2 separate regions of the Homo sapiens genome follow, and region 2 is linked to region 1. Evidence: chromatin loops called from intact Hi-C (ENCODE). Cell type or tissue: GM12878. All regions are shown on one strand. Links, peaks and the distances in the headings refer to the core of each region. The heading gives the core; the rest is flanking DNA. Region 1 overlaps RBM26 (RNA binding motif protein 26). Region 2 has its middle 210 kb from the start of RBM26.

Region 1 (11,884 bases), core at 2,626-7,625:
CTGTATTTTCTCAAGTAGTATCATCCATGTCCTTTATGATCTTATTTTTAAAGAAAATCCAGGTATGAAGTATGGATATAGCCTTATTTATGTATTTTTATTCAGATGCACACAAAGTTATCTCTATAAAACTTGACTGCATAATCCATGTTTTCCCAGGGATTTGAGATGCAACCTTAAATAGATACTAAGTTCTTATGTGTATTTGGGTTTATTCTAGACTTTTTATATATTGATCTATATCTTTTACACTATTCTCTTATTTTTGGTGATGAAAGGCTAGTCCTCTGTCAATAATGTTCATTTTTAGAATTTTCCTGCCTGGTTTTCCTTGACTGCCCTTGCCCTACAACTTTATTTTGAAAATTTTGAATATACAGAAAAGTTGAAAGAATTTTACAGTGACATACCCGTCATTGAGATTCTACCATTAACATTTTAGTGTGCTTGTCACTATTATCCTTTGGTTCATTTCAGAGTAAATCGCAGATGTCAGTGCACTTACCCCTAAAGCATGCATACCATGCTTTACTTCAGTACTTTAGTTTTATTTTAATTTTAGAATACAGATACAATCAAGTGCACAGATCTTAAGTGTACCATTTTATAGTTTTTACAAGTGTATACATTTTTGTAACCCAGTCACCTGTTAAGATAACATTACCCTTGCCCTGGAAAATTTACTCATTTCTTTTCCCATGCCCCCACCTACCTCTAGAAGAAAGCAGTGTTCTGCCTTTTTTACACTATATATTAGTATTACCTGTTGTAGAACTTTTCTGTCAGTGGAATCAGAGTATTATTTTGAGCAAGGCTTTAATGTGCCTGAGATTTATCCATATTATTGCATATATCTGTAGTTTGCTTCTTTGTATTGCTGAGTAGTATTCTGTTGTCAGAATCATGGTATATACAGTAGTTAACAATAATAATGCTCTCATTATTGTTAATTTGACACAATTTCTTAAGTCTTACTAATTAAAAATAGTACATGATGGTTCTAATAAAAATTTAAACAGTGTAGAAATAGAAACCAAAAATCAGTCTTCTTATTCCTTTCTGATTCTCATATATAAACTTGTAAACATATATCTGTAAAAATATGCATGTGCCACCTATTGATGAATATACATGACTTTTTTTCATAGATAGAATCATTTATATGTTGCTACTACAACTAGTATTTCCAGTAACACTGCACATCATCCCATAAAAGTATACTGTTAGGTAGATTCCTATTCTTTCCAGTGGTTCCATAGAATTCCATTATGTGAGTGTATTGCACTTTGTTTAAATAGTGCTTTATTTATGATGTAATTATTACTTTTTAGGGGAAAAAAGCTTATTTTCTTGAATTATTTAAGTACTTCCTGTATGTAGTCAAGGAAAACTTACCAAAAGACTTTGACTTGAAAAGCAAAATCCTCTTTACGTTTCCCATCCTTGAACTTTTACTGTTAATATGTAGTTTTTATGCCGTTACAATGGCTGAAATCCAGTGTTTTTGCATGACCAAATCATCTACGGCCATACCACTCTGAACACCCCTGATCTCATCTAACTTGGAAGGCAAGCAGGATTAGGCTTGGTTAGTACATGGATGAGAGACTATAGTTTATGTAACCATTCTGTTCTTATTTGTCATTTAGGTTGTTTGCTTTTTTCTTTGGCTTTCCAAATAACTATTTTTTTTCCCGTTTCTTTTTTTCTTTAACAACGCAACTAGTACACTGTTTTTGACTTTTTAAATAACTCTGCAATGAACATCTTCCTCTATGTGTATGTTTGCTTTATTCTCATTAGTAGAAGTTATTTTCTAGAAGTCAGCTAATGCTGCTGTTGGAGGCTTTCTTAGTATTAAGTATACTTTCTTGGTTTAAATCTAGTACTTCAGAGGAACTTGTTTTATGATGTTATGTATTGCATTATAAGTAGTTCCTCATTTTGTTTTTTGTTTCAAAGAGCCATTTTAAAAGAAGTTACGGGAGATAGTGTGTCAGTGTAAATTCTAGCCTACTTTTGAGTTCTGTATATCTCTGCTCCATACATTCTGCAATTATTTATTTTCCATTTTACAGGCAATTTAAAAGTTGATAAAAAAATTTATAAAATCTTAAATGAAGTCACTTATAAATGAAAAGTGTTTGAATGATTATAGATTCCACATAGCATTAATATATACTTCAGCCGGTCGTTTATTTGTTGCTCCTTGTAATAGTTATAAATGCAATAACAGGTACTTTGAGGCCTGTAACTTGTGATCTTTTTTGGACATATTTTGTAAGAAATTGTCATTGTGACGTTTCTTATTTGTTACTATTACTTTCTTTAATGATCTCAAGTGCTTATCTTACCTTTTTAAAAAGTTTAATTTTTTATAGTAGCAAGCAGACTGAAATAGGTAGAACTTATTTTTGAAAACTGCTTTATAAACTTGCAGTTACCAGTCTCTAAAGTTGTTAATGCACTTACCTAAATTGAATCATGTTAAGTTTGGATGCCTGTGATGACATTAAACAGCCAAATTGGAGGAACAGTTAAGTTCTGTGAGAATACATGAAGTTTGGAGGAATCGTGAGTATACATTGTGATTAGGAAAAGGCTCTTGAATCCACCTAGCCTCTGTGGGTTTCAGATGTAGAGAAAGTTTTATTGCTATACTGAAGTGATTGGACAATTTTGGAGCTATATTATGAGATGTGGGGAAGGTTAAAACAGGAGTTACTTGATCCAGTCTCTTTTTAAGAATGTTGCTTGCTGGGCGAGGTGGCTCACGCCTATAGTCCCAGCACTTTGGGAGGCCCAAGTGGGTGGATCACCTGAGGTCAGAAGTTCGAGACCAGCCTGGCCACCATGGTGAAACCCCATCTCTACTTAAAATACAAAAATTAGCCAGACGTGGTGGTACATGCCTGTAATCCCAGCTACTGGGGAGGCTGAGGCAGGAGAATTGCTTGAACCCGGGAGGCGGAGGTTGCAGTCAGCTGAGATCGCCACTGCATTCCAGTTTATGGCATGTAGAGGTTTGATTAGATAAAACGTTTTGAAGACAAAGGAAGACTAGTTAGCTATTTCTTAGTCTAGTTTAAGAGTGAGTTGTGAAATGCCTGAATTTAGATTGCTATAATGTTGGTAATTAGAAGCTCCTTCTCAATACATTGTGATTTGTTCTAGGGAAAAGGCAGGCATAGTTATCTGTAATACCAATGGGAGAAACAGTCAAACATACCAGTAGTTGCTATGTAACAGTGGTAGAAACAATGTACAGAAATTATATAGGTCTGGCAATTTAGGAGAAATACACAAAATGTTTCTATTAAGTAGAATTTATTTATGCCTTCTAAGGGCTCAAAATTTGGTCATGAGTGCTGAGGAAATGGGATTCTGTGACTCTTTAGAAAGACATAAAGAAAAAAAATTCTCTTGAAGATTCTAATGCTATGTACTAAATTATTTTGAAATTCAGTTAACTAAAAGTTACTGGAATGGGAAGGGAGAAAGAGCGCAAGGTGGTGAAAGCCAAATATTTTTTCACAAAAATGACCCACTTTTTCAGATCGTATGGTTCAGTGCCTTTTTTTTTTTTTTAAATGAGTAAACTAAAGCCTAGAGAAATAAAATGCTAACGCAGGATTATATAACTAGTGAATAAAGCAGAAATAACACCAGACTGGAAATCTGAAAATTGTTTTTTGGAGTACAGTTCAGTGCTTTTCTTCAATACCAGACTGCTTCATGGAAAGGCTAACAATTTGGCTTGGGACAAAGTAGGTTTGAAAGGTAATATAGGACTTAAAATATAGCAACCAGAATTTAACTAAAGTATATTTTTAGGGGTGATTATAGGCATTTTTTTTTATCATAGTTCATTATTTAGTAATCCCTTAACGATTGTTAGGGTGCTTGGCAGGTTAATAAAGTGTGTCTTATTTGTAATTATATTTATTTGTAATTATTTCTAGTTTGGCAAGTCAGCTGTTAGATGAAAAAACTGAAGCTTAGTTTGCTTAGTCTTAAGATTCATGACCGGAAAAGTGTCCATAATAATTTCTCATTTTTAAAGATAAATTTTGGCATGACTGTGGTAACCGTATCAGAAAATTTTGGTAGCAATGTTAGAGAAAGACTTAGAAGTGAATCTCTAACATATATAACCACACAGCATTAGCCAGACCTTTTAAAGAAATATGAGAAAAAGGTTAAAGGCTTAATCGACTCAGCCAAATTTATCCAACAGGATGATAGAACTAGGTTTTTTGTATTTCTAGTTTTAGTGCTATTTCTTTTGGATAATTTTGCCTTTTTGGTTTTAAAAGAAAATGTTCACTAGCCTCTGCTCTCTCATTTTAGTAACCAGAGGGATGGGTTACCTGAGATCTGTTGTTAACTAGACAGAATGTGAGTAATGGAGTGGGGGTGGCCTCTAGAACCAGTCTTTTCTCAGATAACTCAATTCTTCCTCAACTATGAATAGGAATTAAAAAAAAAAAAACCCTAAATATGAAGGTTAGTCATGGGTTACCATATTGCAGATACACCTTTTTTTTTTTTTTTTTTTTAAAGAGAGAGTTCTGTGGCTTGATGTATAACCATAATTATAACCACAACTATCTGGGCTTAATTTGTCATTTGGGCTGCTGCTGTTTGCACTGAACAGTACAAACTTTTACTTTGGTTTTGTTATCTGACTATTGGGTCTTTGACACTTAATGGGCACTTCTTTTTTTTTTTTTATTTAATTTAGAAGTTATGTAACTTCTAAAGCTATGGTTCTCAAGTGTGATATCAGGATTCCTGGAATTTCCTGAGAGCCTTTCATGGTGTCTATGAGGTCCTTGTTTTTCCAACTATGTATCTGTGTCAGGTCAGGTTTTCTTCATGTACTTCAACCAGTATAACATGTCATAACAGACTGAATGTAAAAACAGATGTAAGAATCGGCCTGTCTTCTATTAAGCCAAACAAAGGTATTTGCAAAAAGTGTAAAACTTGGTCACTCTTCTCAGAAAATTTGTATTTTATTTTGGAAAAATAGTTTTTGTGTTTTTTTTTTTAATTTTAAAAATATGGTATTTAATTTCAGGTGAGGCTATTTATCATAGAGCTCTGCCTATCCCTGACCTGCAGTGGGGATATGACCTAAATGGGGAAGATGAGTCATTTTCAGAGGCCAGTACGGATGCTGGGGGAGAGAAGAGTAGCCTCCTTTTTCTGGTTTCACTAGCTGTTAGAATAATGTAAGCTGGGAACTGCTTGGGGGCCATCATTTTTGCCACACATAGAGAGCATTTCTGAAAGTGAAAAATGCAGAATAGAGAGTCCTGGTGATATGATTTGAACTCCTGGATTCAGAAAAAAAGCCAGCCCCACATATGGGCTTCCTGTTTGTTTGCACATAAATTCTTCTTCTGATTACTCAAACAAATATAGAGAGTTTTTATGCTAGTTTTAATGGATTTATTATATCAAACTAAACTAAATTTTTTCTCAATTTTAATTCTTGATAAATATTGATATAACTCTTTTAAATAAAAAGCTGTTTGGAGTGGTTCCTATTTTTAAAGCATAGAGGGCTCCTGATACCAAAAAGTTTGAGAACCACTGTTCTAAAAGTAAGATGGAATCATGCTATTTCTTGGAATGATGTGGGGGAATAAAAGAACTGGCCAATAGTTTTCAGTGTTATAATTACATGTATTGTGATACATTTTGCAGTGATGAAGAAGTATTAATAGATTGTGTGATGCTCAAGGATGGATCATATTTAGATATGCTTATATTTTGATTTTATTTTGTAGAATGAACTGGGTGTATAATAACTCTTAATGAGTAGTCTTTGCTGTAACTAATTACTGTATATAAGTAATCTATTTTTGCTTTCTTGTTTGAATTAAGTGAAGCATGTAATAAACTACAATTAAAATTTTCAATGTATGTATTATGCTTGCTGCAATGAAATTTGGATTTTTAAAAGAGTAATTCTAAGTACAGAATATAAAATCATGACTTTGATGCAAATTAGATATTTTTCCTGAATATAAAATGAAAATTTGGAAAGAACAGACGTGGGTGCATATCCGTGTTCTAAAGTTACTCAGTTAACATATTTAAATTTAATTTTTAATTCCCACTACCACCTCCAGCTTCTTTTCAAGATTACTGAACATGGAAGCTTGGGTTAAATTCCGTGAGTTATATTCTACTGAATTTCTAAAGTCTCCAAGAAACTCGTGCAAAACAAACTTTTTGAAATATTGTATTGGAGTATTATAGCTTTCTTTACGGTCTCATTACTGTTTTGAAAATCTGAAAAACTAAAACACACTATGGGTGTGTTGGGGGATTAGTACAACCTTTATTTCCAGAGGTGATTTGTTTCTTGTTAAGAATATTTAGTTTTTAAAGATATTTTATTATAACATTTGATTTTCTGTATTAATTTGGCTTCTGTAACTTTAGTGTGTGTACTTCCCTCTCCACCCCAGATATAGTTGGAAGAGAATGACCTTCTTAGATGGTCACTTCTATGCTTTTAAAGGGTATGCATGAAGCTGGAAGTCTCCAACTGAACTGTTTTTAAAAACAAAGATGCCAGCTGGGCACTATTGCTCTCACCTGTAAATCCCAACACTTTGGGAGGCCGAGGAAGAAGGATCACTTGAGGCCAGGAGTTCGAAACCAGCCTGGTCAACAGAGCAAGACCCTATTTGTACACCCAAACAAAAATTAGCCAGGTGTAGTTGTGTGCACCTGTAGTCCTAGCTACTGGGGAGGCAGCGGTGGGAGGATCTCTTGGCAGGAGTTCAAGGTTTCAATGAACCATGATTGCACCACCGCCCTCCAGCCTGGGTAACAGCAAGACTTTGTCTCTAAAAAAATGAAATGAAAAGAAAAAAAAAAAAAAAACTTTATTAGCTGTATCCTTAACACAGTATATTCAGGAATTGACAAAGTTTTATTTTTATGCCTTTAAAATCATTGATGTGAATGACTTCATAGTGATTTGGAAATTTAATTTGCCAAAGCTCACTGAAGCAGTTAATTTGAAATCCTTGGAGAATTAAAATTGGAAACCCCAGTGTTCGTGAATGCTCACTTTGCTCCATTTCACTGGACTCCTGTCCCTCATATGTGTCAAGAAGGTCAAGTAGGCCTTAGGCTCTTTCTGATGGGTTCCCTTGGCCTGGGCTTTTTAAAATTTTTTCTTTTCCGGATAGCCATAAAGCATATTTGCATTCCATTTCCATTCCTATCTAAATTCAGATCCCTGTTTAAATGTCCCTTCAACAGAGTCCTTCCTTGATGATCTTAAATAATACTTGTTTTATCTTTTCTGTTTTCTTTCTCCTTACCTTTCTTCCTTTCTCCTCCTTTACACTTTATCTTTTCAACCTGGATTTTTCCTCAGAGCACGTGTCTACATGACAATACATACTATAAACGTATGTTTGTGTAATATGCATATTGGTTCCCCCCACCCCCCAATGTAAATTCCGTGGCAACAGTGATGTTTCTAAAAGTTGTATTTTCAGGATCTAGAACAGTGACAGAGTAGGTGCTTTTAAAATTTTCTTGAATAATGAATGCGATATTTGGACGATAATCACTAAACCCAACATACTTATTTTCTTATTTTATTCATCAAACTTTATATGAAGATGAAAGATTCCCTGACAGAAATGAGCCATTGATCTAGTGAGACATATATTTGTATGTATATTCTCTCTCTTAGTAACTATTAATATGTTTCAGATCTTTTGTAGTGTGTATTTTATCTACAGTGTAATTTTTAAAAAATGCTTTTCTATTACTAATATATGTAGATCAGTAATTGAACAGACTAATGTGTTATTTTATATTTCATATATTTGCACAGTATCTTATGAACAGATTTAAACCTAATGATTTTACTCATTGATACTTGTGTGGGATTTACTATCCAGTCCAGTGCTTATTTGCCAAGAGCTGTTCAGCCTATGCTTGAAACCATTCTAATGAAGGAGAACCCTCAGGCAGTTTATTCTGCCTTTGGGAGGCCTCTGATTATTTTAAAAAAAAAAAGCCTATCTCTATTTTAAGCCAAAACCTGTTTGGCTGCTTCTGCTTACTGGCTTTAGTTACATTCCTTGGAGGATATATTGGACAAATGTAATCCTTTTTCCTTGTGATAACTTTTCAATTATTTGAAGACTTACCAAGTTCTCTCTGACATTTCAGTTCTCTAGGCTGAGAATCCCTAGAAAACCATCTAATAATGATATCCATTTACCATCTTGGTCATTTTCTAAGAATCTGTTTGAGTTTGTTTATGCATTTATAAAGGTGGAACCTAGAACTGAAAGCACTAACACTCTACTGCATAGGAGAGCAGCACTCTTTCCTGTCTAGTTCTCAGTTTTCTGTTTTATTGCATGTTTATAATTTATGTTTCCCCCCCAGCCATTTCACACTTTCATTTCCTTTAACTTAACCGTTTACTAAAGTGCTTAAGTTTTCACCTTCTATTTGCCTTCTACAAATGCTATTGTTGAGTTAGATCTCATGCCTTATTTTGTAGTTTTTGCTTTTGTTTGTATTCTGCTCCCTCACCAGCCCCAACACACACACAGAAGAGTAATTGCAGTTGGAGCACTTGGTGATCATAATCATACTTTATTGGCAGATTTTGTTGTTTGTGGGAGCTAAGAAATACTTTTCAAAACTTGATTCTTTTTTTCCCCGATCTATAAGGCAATTTCAGGTCTGCTTTTTCTTTCACACATTTTCAGGATGCTAGCAGTATATAGCAGGGGTAAAGAAAAGTCTAGCTCTGACAAGATATAGATCATTCAAATTACAAACCTTTTATCAGCAGTGGCAACTGGTAAAGTACCTCGAACAATCTTGCTAGCCATGGAGATAATTTTTAAAAATAATTTGCTATATGAATATAGTTTTTTTAATTAGTTAATTTGAATGTTTATTTAATTGACTTTGCATAACATCATCACTAGAAGTTCAGATAATATAACATTTAAGACAAATAGAAAAGAGAACATAGGTTTTGCCTTTCTGTTCCTGATACATAACATTTCAGTATATTATTAAATTTCTGTGGTCCATATTTTTTACTCAGCTTTTTGTTTTCAAAAATATTGAAGTAAAAATGGAACTTCTTGTAGGACTTAAGAAAAATTGTTTCCCAAATGCAAATTCAGTTGTTTTGCCATTAAATGTGAAATTATAACCCCTGCTTCTATATAATTTGAACTTTTAACAAATGTTAAAAAGTCATCTGCCTTTCAAATTATTTCAAGGATTTAGAACTGTATATGGTAGTATATTTGTTGTGGCTAATCGTTTTTTATTCAGTTCAGATTGCTTCTACAGAAGATGTTGAGCAGAGATTCTTCTTTAATTCTGTCTTGCTGTTTTATCCAACTGTGGTTTATAGACCATAATAATTATAAAAATCATGAAAGCCTTCCTCTAGATTTTTAGCTGCTAACATTTTAATTCAGTTTTAAAATGTCCTATTTAAAAAATAATGGTGCAAAAATGAAATAGATTTGGTATTTCGTTGAGAGAATTGAAAAATGACAGGTAAGTTACTGGAAAAACCACTAATAAGTTAAAAATTCACCACAACAATCAAACCAATATTAAATTACAGCATTTAGACTCAGTGTAGACTGAATTTATATACAGCAGTTGCAATAAAACATAATAATATTATTATGTATCATAATGATTTCCAGTAAATTGAAATATGTTTAGCTTGATGTCTAGTTTGGTTGATGTCTGGTTGATTTGGTTGATAGGGAGTGACTGTAACTCTAGGTGTTTAAAAAGTAAATTGGAAGTCAGGTTTCTGGCACCTCGTTGTAAGAGGCAGTCTAGTGTGGTGGTTAAGAATGTGGACTTTGGAGTATGAGATTTAGTTTTAAATCTTGATTCATTTCCTTGCTGTGTAGTCTTGGGAAGTCTACTTAGCTTTTCTCTGAACCTCAGTTTCTTTATCAGTAAAGTGAGAGCCCAATATAGTATGTAAAATTAGAAGTGCAGTTCATGGCACAAACTAGGTGTTGAGTAAGTGTTAGTAATTGTTGAGTAAGTGTTAGTAATTAACTACTGCTATTATTTTATTGTTAGTTACTCTAACTTGTAAAATCTTAATAATTTTAGCTTAGTTATAAACAATTATATCATTCTTTTGAATTGGATGAAAATAGTTCAGACATCAAAAATTTCCCGTCCTGACATTGTTAATTGAAATAAACCAGGCACAGAAAGATTAATGCTGTATGTTACCACTCATATATGGGAGCTAAATAAGTTGGTCTCATATAAGTAGAAAGTAGAATAGTGGTTACCAAATGCTGGGAAGGGTGGTAGGGAGATAGGGAGAGGTTGGTTAACAGATACAAAATTACGCTGGATTGGATGAGTAAGTTCTAGTGTTGTTTAACACTGTAGGGTAACTACAGTTAATTTATTATATATTTTCAGATAGCTAGAAGAGAAGATTTTGAATGTTCCCAACACAAAGAAATAAATGTTTTAGGTGATAGATAGGCTAATTACCCTGGTTGTTCATTACACATTGCATACAGGTATCAAAATATCACATTGTACTCTATGAATACATACAATTATTATGTGGTTTTTTTTTTTTAAAAACTTTCCCTTCTTACCCTGTCCCTCCTTTACTTAGTTCATACTATCATCCTGTCCAGATAGCCGTAGTTTATTTATCCTTCCACATATATATAAACCAGATTTCTCTCTTCTCCCCCAACACAAATGGCAAATACTATACAAACCTTTTCTTTGTCTTGCATTTTAAATTTAATGAATTGATATGAAGATTTCTTTAGGGGTTGAAAACTTCATTACCTGTCTTTTTATCTTTTTGCTACATGTCATTCTTTTGTGTGGATTTTAATACAGTTTATTTTTCCAGTTCTCTCTAAATGGACATGTGCACATTTTTGATTTTACAATCAATATGACAATGAATAACTTGTACACATGTCATTTTGAACACGTGAGTATATGTGTAGAATAAATTCGTAGATGTAAATTGCATTTGTGACCTTGATACTACCAGAGTATTCTATCAGCTACCAGTTTACTCACACCAGCTCATGTTTAGAATTGCGTTTTCATTAGTCTTGCCACCAGAATACATTTTCATATTTATTGGATTTTGCCAACCTGATAACTGAAAAATATTTCAGTGTAACTTAAATTTGTATTTCTCTTATGGGTGAGGTTGAATTTTTACTCATTTAAGAGTCATTTTTATTTATTTTATGTTTTAGCATCTATTCATATCCTTTGTCTTTTTTTCTCTTATAATGTTAGTCTCGGTAAAAACACTGTGGGTTAGGGGAATTAGCCTTTTTGTGATGAGATAAACTGAGCTTGTTTTTCATTGGTTGACTCTTCATTCTGAGTTTTTTTTTTTGTTCTGTTTTTTATAATCACATTACTTTTTTGATAATATGGATTTTGTGTCTTCCTTACTCCAGGGTTAAATAAATTGTGTTTTCCTCTGACATGTTTCCAAGTTTATTTTGTAAAAGGCAACTGCCAAGTTGTCTCAATACATTTTCTTTTTTTTTTGAGATAGGGTTCTTACTTTGTCACCCAGACTGGAATGCAGTGACGTGATCCCAAATCACTGCAGCTTTGAACTTCTGGGCTCAGATGATTCTTCTCCCTCAGCCTCCCGAGTAGCTGGGACTACAGGCACACACTACCATGCCTAATTTTTTTTTTTTTTTTTTTTTTTTTTGGTAGAGACTGGGTTTCGCCATTTTGCCCAGACTGGTCTTGAACTCCTGGGCTCAAGCGATCTGCCCGCCTAGGTCTCCCAAGGTGCTGTCATTACAGGACTGAT
Region 2 (11,884 bases), core at 3,561-8,560, 190 kb after region 1:
CTGGAGAATGCTGTGTGGGGAACAACGACCTCTCTTTCTGTAACTGTCAAGCTGAGCTGACTTACTAAACTCACAGTATTCATGAGGGTCATTGGCTTTCTCATGGGAAATAGTGCAGGGTCAAACTGAGATGGCAGATCTCATTAGGAATGGAAAAGCAGACAGGTCAGAAATATGCCAAAAATGTATGGAGGATTCTGGACTCACATAGAAGTGAAATCAGGGGAGCCAGCTTGACAACTCTTTGAGGGACAGGGTAGCCCCAAATGATGCCTGGTTTATAATAGATGCAATTTTAGTAAGATTTCTAAAGGTTACTTCTTGTAGTTTTCAGTAGCCAACATGGCATCTTAGCACTCCAGACCCTTTTGGATACTATAAGTGCCAATAATGATCTTTCTGGATTCTACGTTTAACCTGATGGAAGAGACATGATATGCAATTAAAGAAAGTAGTCTCAGAAACATGTTTTTCCTACTCTTAGAGCAAGGTAGTCCACCAGAAATCTAATGCATGGTTATGTTGCCTTATTTATGTGTAATACATTTTACATTTATGGAATGGCAATGGGTTTTGAGATTTATGACTAAAAGAAACAAAGTGAAAAGCACCACCACCACCACCACCAATGATAGCAATACTGTTATTGAAGACTTTTTGTCCTTTGCTTTACTCGGAGTACTCTTGATAAGGTTCTACTTGAGAACATTATTTAAAGATTTAGTGCCCAGAAATACATTGCAACCTCAAAGAAAATTGATGTTTCCTCTATGAGATAATTTAAATGAAATGACAGAATGAAATGAAAGTGAAATGACAGAAATGTTTCCTTTCTGTCCTTGTTCAATGGATGCTGAGAGCCAAATTTGTTAATTATTTGTAATAATGTTATCATCTTCACAGTTAGCTTAACTTGTTGGCTGGCTGCCTATAATTTTGAATTTCTATTTTCCATTTTATTAAGCTTGTCTAAATAACCTTTGTTGTAAACTGTCACAAATCCCAATTATTATTATAATCCATTCCTTTGGGGATAGAAATAAATTTGGTAAATTAAATTACTAATAACTTTATTAATGATTTGTGGATTAATATATCATACATGCTCATCATAATAGCTTAATTTTTATCCACTTGATATCAAAAGTAAGTTAATTATTCTGGTACTCAGTTTTGAACTCATGTGCTTCCTAATTTTGATTATAGAACTAAAATCAATGATGTGAATAGAAAACATGGAAAACACTTACATTGTTTGCCCATATGCATGATGTTTTATATTCCTTATTTCCCACTTTTTAATTTCTTTCAGATGGTTTCTATGTAAACTGAGACATTACATTTTCTATTTATCCCTTTCCTCTTTTTTTCTTGTCCAAAATAGATGCATTTGGTCTGTTACACTTAGTTCAAGAGTAATTATTTTTCAGTTCAAGGTGACAATTTAATCTATTTTATTATAAATGAATCAAATTTTCCAGGCAGTATATTTATTTGGGGACTTACTATGCTCCATCGACTGCCAGTATAAGATTCAATAGTTAATTTATTCCTTTTGAGGAATTGCATGTCCACAGCCTCTGGGGTTTGCACTGAAACACTCCTTTAGGAAGGGGTAACACGGGGCAACTTTTAAAGATAAGACAGATTTGCAGAGCCGGAATTTCATTGTAACATCAATTAGATTGAATTGTATTATATAAGCAAAGGTTATTTGCAGAGCTCCCAGTGACAAGAACAGCATTATTCTGAAATTCTCTGTTGGTTTGTGCAGCAGACTTCCCATGGGAATTCGGGGCTCATGTTCCTATTCCCTTCAGGGAATGCGCAAGGGTATGAGACTGGATTTAGTGTAGGACTACCTGAATGAGAGGTAGACATTTTCTTGAAAAGGATGGTAAAATCTGGAATACTTTCAAAAAAACTGATGGAAAGGTAATTTTCCCTGTTAAAGACTCCTAAACAGACAAACAAATGAAGTTGCAAGAGACTATGAGTTTACCATCCAAACAGAATGCTTCAAAACATCCCCTAAAATGTATATAACTGCTTAGCCATGGAAATTCTTATTGCATAGTTTTTTTCTCTGTATCTGTCATTGGCAGAGTAAGGATGTATTGGATGGAATAAATGTAATTGAATGTATTTCCAAGGCCCATCAGACTTTCAAGCATGTATAGCCATTACTTAAATGCATTCTAATAATCTAAAAGTAATAAAGGTCACAGACTCCACTCATATGAACAAACATCACCTTTCTTTGCTCCACATGGATCTGTGTCTCCCTTTGCTGGCACAGGACTCTTTCCACTAAATGGCCTAATTGTAGCTCAGGTATCTCCAGTATTTCTTGGGCACATAGAGAAAAGAACTCATTAATTGTACTAACTAGTGTATTAATTAGGGCTAATTACAGTGGCCTTTTCTAGCTTGCCTACTATTGCAAATAGAAATTCAGTATGGGGACCTCAAATGTAAACTTAGGGTTCAATGACCCTGAATTAAATACAAAGTCATGTTAATTTCACCAATATAAAATGTAAATTCAGTGTATACCAAACTGTACCCTGTCATGAAGGCTTCACAAAGCAGAGAAAGGAGACAATGGATCCTGTTTTGTTTCTCATTTGGCCCTTGCTGGGTTTACTTTCATCCTGCTGATCCTGTAGGCAGCTGTGGGAGAGAGAAGGGCTTAGGACCTGGAGGAGGATACCTGGGTTTGAGCCCAGCTCTGAAATTCGTTATTCACGTGACCTTGGGAATATCACTCAAACTTTCTGAGTCTCAGTTTCTTGACCTGTAACCTGGAGACTCAATCATTTTCACCATTGGAAGGCTGGGAAGATTAGATATGTACAAGTTTTCATAAACTAAAATGTGTACTAGCCATATAAGGAATTTTAATACTTATTACATAATGACATTAATTTATATCTTATAAGATATTCTGATAAAATTTGGGAGAGCAACCCACCAGATTTATTTCTTTCAAAGGTGTCCTGGATGCCTATGGTGGTAAATAAGTAATGATGATAATAAATAAATCCAGGAATTAAGTATTTATGTATAATACTTTACAACTTCATTTGGTGAAGCATTTTTCATGCCAACTGTATCCCCAAACAGATTACATTCAATGAAGACTTACAGTGATAAGCAATAAATACTAGCAGTGAGAGACAGACATTGAGATAAACAGGCAGCAAAAAGTGCTTTTCAGCTAAATTCTGAAAAGAAATGAAGAATTTAGGGTTGCAGAGACCCAGGAGAGATGTCACAACAGGCAGACACTTTTGGAGATAAAGTTCTCACACTCAATTTTCTTAGTGAAAGGCCTGAGGCACGAAGTACCAAAGTGTTGAACTTCTGCCTGGGTCATCTCACAGGCGGCGGGTCTTTACTGTGGGAAGAAAGAAACAATATTAAGTCTGAGAGAGGTGAATTTCAACTTCATGGGGATTATGAAGCAGGAAAATCTTTTGTAAATGGCTTTGCTTTGATCTATATGGACCAGAAGAGAACTACGTATTGGTATTTTATTGTCCATAAGCTACCCAAAAAGTGTACCTGCAGTGTTCATCACTAAAAATCAGCTGGAAATTTGATTTGCAGTCTAGAGTAAGGATTTTCAAGTTAGTTCAGGATACACTGATTTCTGATTCTTCCATGGGTTTGCCTTTGGCTCAGTCAGTTTTGACGCAATAGATGGGAGTGATTTCCTTAAATGTTAATTTGACTTTTTAGTAGCCATGTGCATAACAGAAGCACTCTGAGTAACACTATGTGTTGTGTGTGTGTTTGTATTAGTCAGTTCTCATGCTGCTAATAGAGACATATCCGAGACTAGGCAATTTATAAAGGAAAGAGGTTTAATTGACTCACAGTTCCACATGGCTGGGGAGGCCTCACAATCATGACAGAAGGCAAATGAGGAGCAATGCCACGTCTTACATGGTGGCAAGCAATAGAGCTTGTGCAGGGAATTTTCCTTTATAAAGCCATCAGATCTTGTGAGACTTATTCACTGTCATGAAAGCAGCATGAGGGTAACCACCCCCATGATTCAATTACCTCCCACAAGGTCCCTCCCATGGCACAAGGGGATTATGGGAACTACAATTCAAGATGAGATTTGCGTGGGGACACAGCCAATCCATATCAGTGTTTGAAAGACAAAGTGGTGGCATACACAGCAGCCTCTCGAGGAGGGTACTAAAATGAGTTTCTATTTCTATATCACACTGACTGAGATTGGGGAAGATAAGAGTAGGGTAAGGTGAGCAAGCTCAAAGACTGAGGAAATGTTGCTTGGTATGAGAAATTTTACTCAGATAACCTCAGGAGTGTATAAAGAAGAGTTATTGTATTCTACTCACAAAGTGTTTTTGTTGATGATGGCCTGATTGGAAGATGAATTACCACCCGCCAATGAAAGGCAACCTTACAAAACCATTTGAAACCCAACTATCTCATGTTATATTGGGTTGTGGATAGTACAGTTCAACTCCAACAGGATACCTTTGGCTATGTGGGTGCATGTTGACAGCTTTAAGGAGGGCCACTAAAGTGTCTTTCATAGTGCTAAAAGCACCTCAAAATGAGTAATTTATTTTGGAAAAGCATATTAGGAGAGAAAAAATGTTTCATCTAGAAGCACTGATATGAGGAAGAGACTAAATAAATGAATGAAGAAGTTAGTGCAGAGTAGAGACAAGCATGAATTGGTTTCACAGCTGCTTCTGATATGGCCAATAAAAAAGATAAAGAAGAAAAAGAATCAAGCAGCCAGGGAAAGGTCAGCTCCTTAAGGGCAGGCCTCCTGCCTAGCAGTACACAGTTATCCCCAGTGCCTAGAATATGGTAGGCACATGGTAATCTCACATTTTGCAGTAAAAATAAATACATATGTACAGGAGCTAAAAGTATATATTAAGAAGGAAGTTGCTTGACATTAGATAGAGTCTTGATTATTTTAGCTCCATGATAGGGGTTGTCTTTGACAAAATTTCCTCTTTTTTACAGTTGTCATCTAGGTAGCTATCTCTATTGGTGGTGTTCTTTAATAGGTGTGGGAGAGAAGCCTCAAGGGACAGAGTGATCTGAAGTTGTTACATTAAATAGGTTTCCCAGGCAAAGCAAGAAATGGCCTGGAGTCTGCTCCTGGTTACAACTTTAATCATTACATACAAGCTGGCTGTGAAAATCCATCTGAATGATGAACAAAATACTTTAATCTGGACTTCATCATGTTACTTTTGCTACTTTGGAGTTCTGAATTCATCATAAGAATGTGAAAGATTTACCTGCAATGGCAGTTCCCTCGAATTCCAGTAAATCCATGAAAGAATGTGTTGCTTCATGGAATGGATGAGAGAGGGAAAACATTCTCTCAGGGAATCAGAAATAGGAGAGATTTGGGTGGCTGGGGGTGGAAGGGCAGTTCAGGTTCCAGAAAACAGAGCTATTGGAATTTGGATGAGGGTTTTAAAACATGATAAGGCCTATCAGGAGTCATAGGTTGATAGCAATCAATGAGTAAAATGACTCCTTGTGTTTGGAAAAGAAAATCAAGCAGACTTGTGGAAGTCTGTGGTCTTGGATGCAAAAGGAAGCTAAAGCTACAATAGTCATTAAGTCAATGGAAGTGAGAAGGAACTTTTAGAAAATTTGATTAAGACAGATAAGGGACTGGATTCCAGGAATTAGGTTAAGAGAATGACAGTACCCCTCAGAATATAAGGTTTGTCTAATTATTCTGATATAAGGATTATTAGTTATAAAGACTATTCTCATCATGTAGGTGGAGGACCTGGTGCCCCAATACTACAGGCACAACAGCGTGGAGATGGTTCCTCTCTGCAGAGCCCTGCATTCAGCCGCATGCCTAGGACAGTGGAAAGTGCAGGGATGTTCTTTTGCCTGTTTACCTGTGACAAGATCATCAAGTTTCTCAGCTCAGAGGGGACACTTAGAGTGGGGGAATGGGTAAGACTTTTCTGCTATAAGTGAGGAAAAGGAAGAAATGAGGAAAATGACAGAACAATCTATTCCAGGGTCAACTCTAGTATATATTATAGGAGAATTGTATTTCTTGCAAATAAAAGCAGAGACCTTCTGATGTTTGTCTTTTACTTTAAGATAAGAGAAACTCAATTGACTCTTCCTACTCTAGATCTTAAATACACACAAGGAAGGTGTCCTGAGCGAGGCACTCATGAGAAGTTAGCTAAAGTCATTTTCAGATTTAATGATTGCAGGTGTCATAATGAGTGTGACATCTCTCTAGTTCTTTAAATAGCACTGCGGATGTTCTGTGGTTAGACTGGCTGCCCCAAATTACCCAGAAGTGAAACTGCTTTTTTGGTGATGCCTATGTCTGATCCATAACCTCCATCTTTTCTGTATCTTTTTTTTTCTCTTAAGATAACACAGCACATTTGAGGATGCTTAAAGTATTTGAGTGGTGCTACTGGCTATAATTAAGTTCTTTCAGCCTTTCCATTACAAATTCTTCTTTCCGAGGTTTAATATCTCAGAGACTTCTAATCCCACTGGGCCAAACTTAGTATAGAAGCTGTCAGCAGAAATGCAAATTTTTTTGCCCACCCCTAAATATTTCTAATCAAACAATTTTTTTCCCCTCATTACAGCAAAGGTATAAGGAAATAGGTTTCAGGCACTTTTGAAAAGCAAGAAAAAAAGTAATCTAAGCACAAAATCTGAGAAAAATGCATAAGAATGCAAAACCTGTCTAGTTTCGGGGTAGGTGGGCAAATATTGAAGACATACAGCATCAGAGAATTTTTGCCTTGTGTTTTTTAGCTAAATTCAAGATGTAACCATGAAATAAACTGACAGCATATTGTTTGTTGGTTTGAAATTTTGATTTTTTGTTTTAAGGAGAAGTCCGTGTTACTTCTGTGAAAATTTAAGATGAGCAAATAATTCCAATATACCCACATAACTTGGGCTATGGTTGAAATTTTTTTTTTATCTTTTCCTTTGTGTCTTGAAGATAATTGAATGAAAATCATTTGTAGCATTATTGGTTTATTTAAAAAGGTTTAAAAATTAAACATTTTATTTTTATTTTTTGTTGTGGTAAATAATGCATAACATGAAATTTAGCACCTTAGTCATTTCTAAGTGTACAGTTTAGTACTGTTAACTATATTCATGTTGTTGTATAGCCAATCTCCAGAACTTTTCATCTTGCAAAACTGGCACTCTGTACTTATTCTGTTTCGATGAAGTTGAGTACACATAGAAACCTCATATAAGTGAAGTCGAGCAGTATTTGTCTTTTCATGATGGGCTAATTTCAATTGGCAGGATGTCCTCAAGGTTCATTTGTGTTGTAGCATGTGTCAGAACTTCCTTCCTTTTCAAGGCTGAATATTATTAACATTTGACTTTTTGGATGCTTATTCCATATTGCCTTTTTTTATTATTAATCAAAAGATTCTATTTCTTAAGTAGAAGTTCTTGTTATGTCCTCAAATTATTTCATAATTATTAAAATCCTTCTTTTGGGGTTTTAACTTATTAGTTTAAGGGTACAGGTCTTTGAACTTGGCTTTACTGCTTAAGAGAATGAACATCTTTTTGCAGCCAGTTTTCTAGATAGTGAAAGATGGACCTTCTAAGGTCCTTGGCAGTGGTTGTTTGCCCCTAGGTCAGAGCAGTCCTAATCGTGTCTTGTCCTTGTCCCTGTTAGCACTGCTATTGCACAGCCATTCCCCATGCTGTCTCTTTGGGGGAATTTTGCTCTCCCATATCACATTTCTGACTATTCTAATCTCTTCGACACTTCTAAATGTGGGTGTCATGTTCTCATCTACCCCTAAAGCCATTTCTATTGCGTTCTGTAACCTTTCTTCTCAGTTCATCTTCTTTCTTCTGCCTCCTAGAGCCTCTCTAATATTTCTTGTTTTTTCGAGAAAAGATTAATACTTTCAAAATAGGTGAGCCTTTTTATTCTCTTTCTCATTGAACTCCTACCATCTGGTACAATTCCATCCAACTCTCCCCCCAATTTATGGAATACTTCTGGCTATCAGACTGATATGCAAAGACAATCGGACACTCCTTGCATTCTTGAGGGGATCAGAAACTAGTGGGCAGATGAATATGCAGACAATCCCAAGGCACTGTAATAGAAAAAGGGGAGAGAAGAGCCTTGTGATTTCTGTGAGGAGCACAGGTGAGGAAGAACTGCCCTATGTAGGAAAATGAGGTCAGATCTTATCAATAAGACAACATTTAAAAAATCAGTCTTAAAGAATGACTACCAGTTAGCTGGAAAAAAATACTATGTTTTTGGCCTAGTCTCTCTCCAATTATTTTATTTAGTAAAAATATTCTCTGAAATGCACAGACCCCAAATTCCATCCCACCACAAAGACACACTGGGTACAATCCGTAACTTCTCTCAGGTGCATTTGTTATTTGCCATTACCTTGATGCCACTATATTTTCTATAAGGACATTGTATTTTGAGGTCTTCTGAGTCTAAAATGTTAAAGAATCCTGAGGGATCTGAAAAGCTGAATTCTGATGAGCTAACATGTTAGAAATTGTTATTAGTCATTTACATCTAGATACAAATAAACCAAATGAAAGCAAGCTTTGATGGGGCAGGAAAGACAGCAAGAGGGTATGAGGAGCTTGGGAAAGGGATGGTTAGAGATTCACTGGTGGAAAAGTAGTGGTAAAGTGGAAGAATAGGAAGCTTGAACAAGTGATCTGATTCTCTCTAGAAAGAAGGATACACCCTGAGTATTTTATTTTAACAGTGAAAGTTTGAGGGCTTTCCATGGTGGTCTCTAATGAGTGGCTACTCTCTTTCCCACGTGGGTTCCAAGCAAGTTGAGAAATAGAGCCAAGAGTAAATATGGAATAAAAAATGTCCCTATTGCCACTAATAGAATTCAGATTGGATGACAGAGCTTAGAGTCTATTACTCTAGTGAGCTTGTTGATTTTGAACCTAGAACTGGACAGACTTGCTCCTCACTCCCACATTTTGGTGTCACTTGACTGGCATAGGCCAGATAAGTTCCCAAATTCTTCTCCAAATTTAGCAAGCACACATGCCACTCCTCTTCCCCCAGACTGCAGTGAGGAAGGGGGCAGGGAGAGGCTGGAGTGACACTAACATGTTTGTTTCATAGGAAGAAAACATAAGAAATAAAGAAGAGCAGAGCATTCCCTTCCAACAAGTTCCTCCACTTAATTTCTTCTTTTTCTAAAATGGAATTCAGTATCAGCATAGATGGCATTGCCTTTCAGTTCTTTTATCTTTAACTTTGTTTTGCCCTGTGTTTTCGGCTTTGAACTTCCTCATAAGTGTGACAAGCCTAACTCTATCCCTCTTTGATTGCAGAAGTCTCATCTTTAGTTGTTGTTGTTGTTTTTCTTATGGTGGGACCTATTTCTTGAAGCACTATACAGAAGAGGATAGGAACAAGAAGTGCTAGAGTTGTTGGTGCTATTGCCAACTTCTGCTTTGGCACCATTGAGCTCTCTGCTGTTCAGAGGTTGATTCTGTCAGGTATAATGCAGATATGCTCACATCTTAGCACAGTGAATGCGAAAGCAATGGCTTGTTTACTTGGTTTCTGCATTGCAGTGTGGCTGGAGTGTGTTGAATTATTATTGCATTTGTTTTAGGGAGTCACCTCCCTTGTTGTTCACTTCCCTCTACATAACATTTCCTCTGCGAGGTTTACTGGCACTGCAGGAACTGAAAAAATGAAGTAAATGGCTCTCTAGAGAAATCTTTCTAGGAGGTGTGAACCACCTGGAGTCTGTAAATGCTTGAAATTTGGTTCTCAACAGGAAAGAAAATCAATGTAAGATAGAAATATAATGAAAAAAACACTTTTTTCCAGTAGGTAAATTTGGATTGGTGACAATTAGGTGTTCTGATCATCAGATTTCATAATCTGGATTGATTTGTAGAGAAATTTAAAAACCATCAGTTGTTACAATGCTATGAATACGTAAGAATACCAGGAGAGGGTATTCTAATCTACATGAAAGCCAATGCCATCGATGCTAATTTGTTTTCTGTTTTGCTCATGACACAACAAAGCGGCTGAATATAGTTTTTTGCTGTTGTTGTCACTCATCTTTCAAAGGAAAGAATACTGATAGTTTCAACATCATACTTTTAAAAAGTAACTTCTGCATAGATGGTACATATTGATTAAGCACACAGAGCAGTGCCTGGCAGACAGTGAGCACTGCATGAGGACTTTGTTAAATAAGTAAAATGTTAGAGTAAATTAAACCACCTTTGCCAAAATTCACAAATGACTTAGCATTGATCATTTACAAACCAGGTGATCTTCCCTGTGTTTCATATTTTAAAGCAGCAGGGTCTCTTCTGCTACTCTCCAATAATATCAATTAATACCCTCACAAATAGCCTTCTAAAGTTATCCAAACTTAGAAACCAATGTAAATGTAAGGAAATTATAGAGAAGACTAATGAGAATTTATATATTGATTAACAAAGGATTATGGTAAGTTAACTAAAGGCAAAGTGATTTAATTAATTTGTTTTTATTTATTATTATTTTTTTGAAGACAGGGTCTGTCTCTGTTGCCAAGGCTGGAGTGCAGTGGCAATATCTCAGCTCACTGCAACCTCCACCTCCTGGGTTCAAGCCATCCTCCCACCTCAGCCTCCTAAGTAGCTAGGACCACAGATGCACACCATCATACCCAGCTATTTTTAAAAAATCTTTTGTAGAGGTGGGGTTTCACCATGTTGTCCAGGCTAGTCTTCAACTTCTAAGCTCAAGAGATCTGCCCACCTCGGCCTCCCAAAGTGCTGGGATTACAGGCATGAGTCACTGTGTCTGGCTGTAATTTAATTTATAAACAAAAAATGTCACTGTTAATTCTAGAAAGAGTCAGTTATAACATTACTTACATTTGTCAAATTCAAGAATGGAAGAGAACAATGTATGTTGCTGTCCTGTGATAGATTTCTCTGTGGAAATCAGTCCCACCACTTTGGGTCCATGGGCTATATGAAACAAATGAACCAAAGGCCTTAGAACCTTGAGGTTTGGCTAATTTGCCCATATTTATACAATGTATAGAGGTTGTTTCTACTCTGTGTAAGGTTCTATACTAGTAATCTTATAAACAAAGACCAATATAAGGAGAGAGGAGATGGTTTGTAGTCTACTGTGTTTTGTGAAAGTTTGGGATGTAGTTCATTTGGACAATGCTTAGAATTTCATTTTGAAACATTTTCAGTTATAGCATGTTTAATTGGTTCTTTAAAATCTCTTCTTAAAGGATCCTGAAACTTAAAGAGGGGGAATGCTTATATTTTGTATAAACAAAAGTGGTGGCTCTATGATAATAGGAATCATTTGAAGATGTGTTGTTTAGAAGGTGATAAATAAAAAAGTTGTGATGAGAGAAAACATGGAAGAAGGAAAAAGCATAAAAGGTAAGTTTGGCAGTGTCCTGCCTACCAAGGAGAAATTCGACTTGGTAAGAGCATATTTTGACTTTGGGAGGCCAAGGTGGATGGGTTGCTTGACCCTAGGAGGTCGAGACCAGCCTGGGCAACATGGCGAAAACAAAAAACAAACAAACAAACAAAAACAAACAATTAACAAAACCAAAAATTAGCTGGGCATGGTGGCATATGCCTGTAGTCCCAGCTACTTGGAAGGCTGAAGTTGGAGGATCGTCTGAGCCCAGGAGGCGTAGATTGCAGTGAGCTGAGATTGTAACCAGCCGGGGCAACAGAGCAAGATATTGTCTCACCCTCCTCTGCCCCACTAAAAACATTTTTGAGGCTCAAATGGAGTTTGGGAATACCTGGGGTGTAGATTGTAAATACTTAGAGCTCTTAA

What was found. A loop is a pair of places that touch in the nucleus more often than their neighbours do. Peaks named below come from ENCODE experiments on the same cell type or tissue, not always from the same donor. Only the 100,000 strongest peaks of a DNase experiment are listed, where the experiment ranks them.
Region 2: it touches region 1 in a loop (3.0-fold over the local background); 3 of 110 quality-filtered maps call a loop at or near these places.

What each region holds. Positions count from the first base shown.
Region 1 is chr13:79,379,267-79,391,150 of GRCh38, reverse strand. All of the region lies in intron 1 of RBM26 (RNA binding motif protein 26), which reads left to right. It also overlaps the pseudogene RNA5SP33. Among named protein-coding and RNA genes, the nearest start is that of RBM26, 21 kb to the left of the region's middle. In GM12878, for the core only: no CTCF peak of the experiment used is centred there; a DNase peak (open chromatin) is centred at 5,220; H3K27ac peaks cover 4,279 bases.
Region 2 is chr13:79,188,914-79,200,797 of GRCh38, reverse strand. No RefSeq gene overlaps it. Among named protein-coding and RNA genes, the nearest start is that of RBM26, 210 kb to the left of the region's middle. RefSeq lists enhancers at 2,256-2,887, 5,761-5,880, 6,141-6,360, 6,471-6,560 and a silencer at 9,746-9,855. In GM12878, for the core only: no CTCF peak of the experiment used is centred there; a DNase peak (open chromatin) is centred at 6,297; H3K4me3 peaks cover 504 bases; H3K27ac peaks cover 2,892 bases.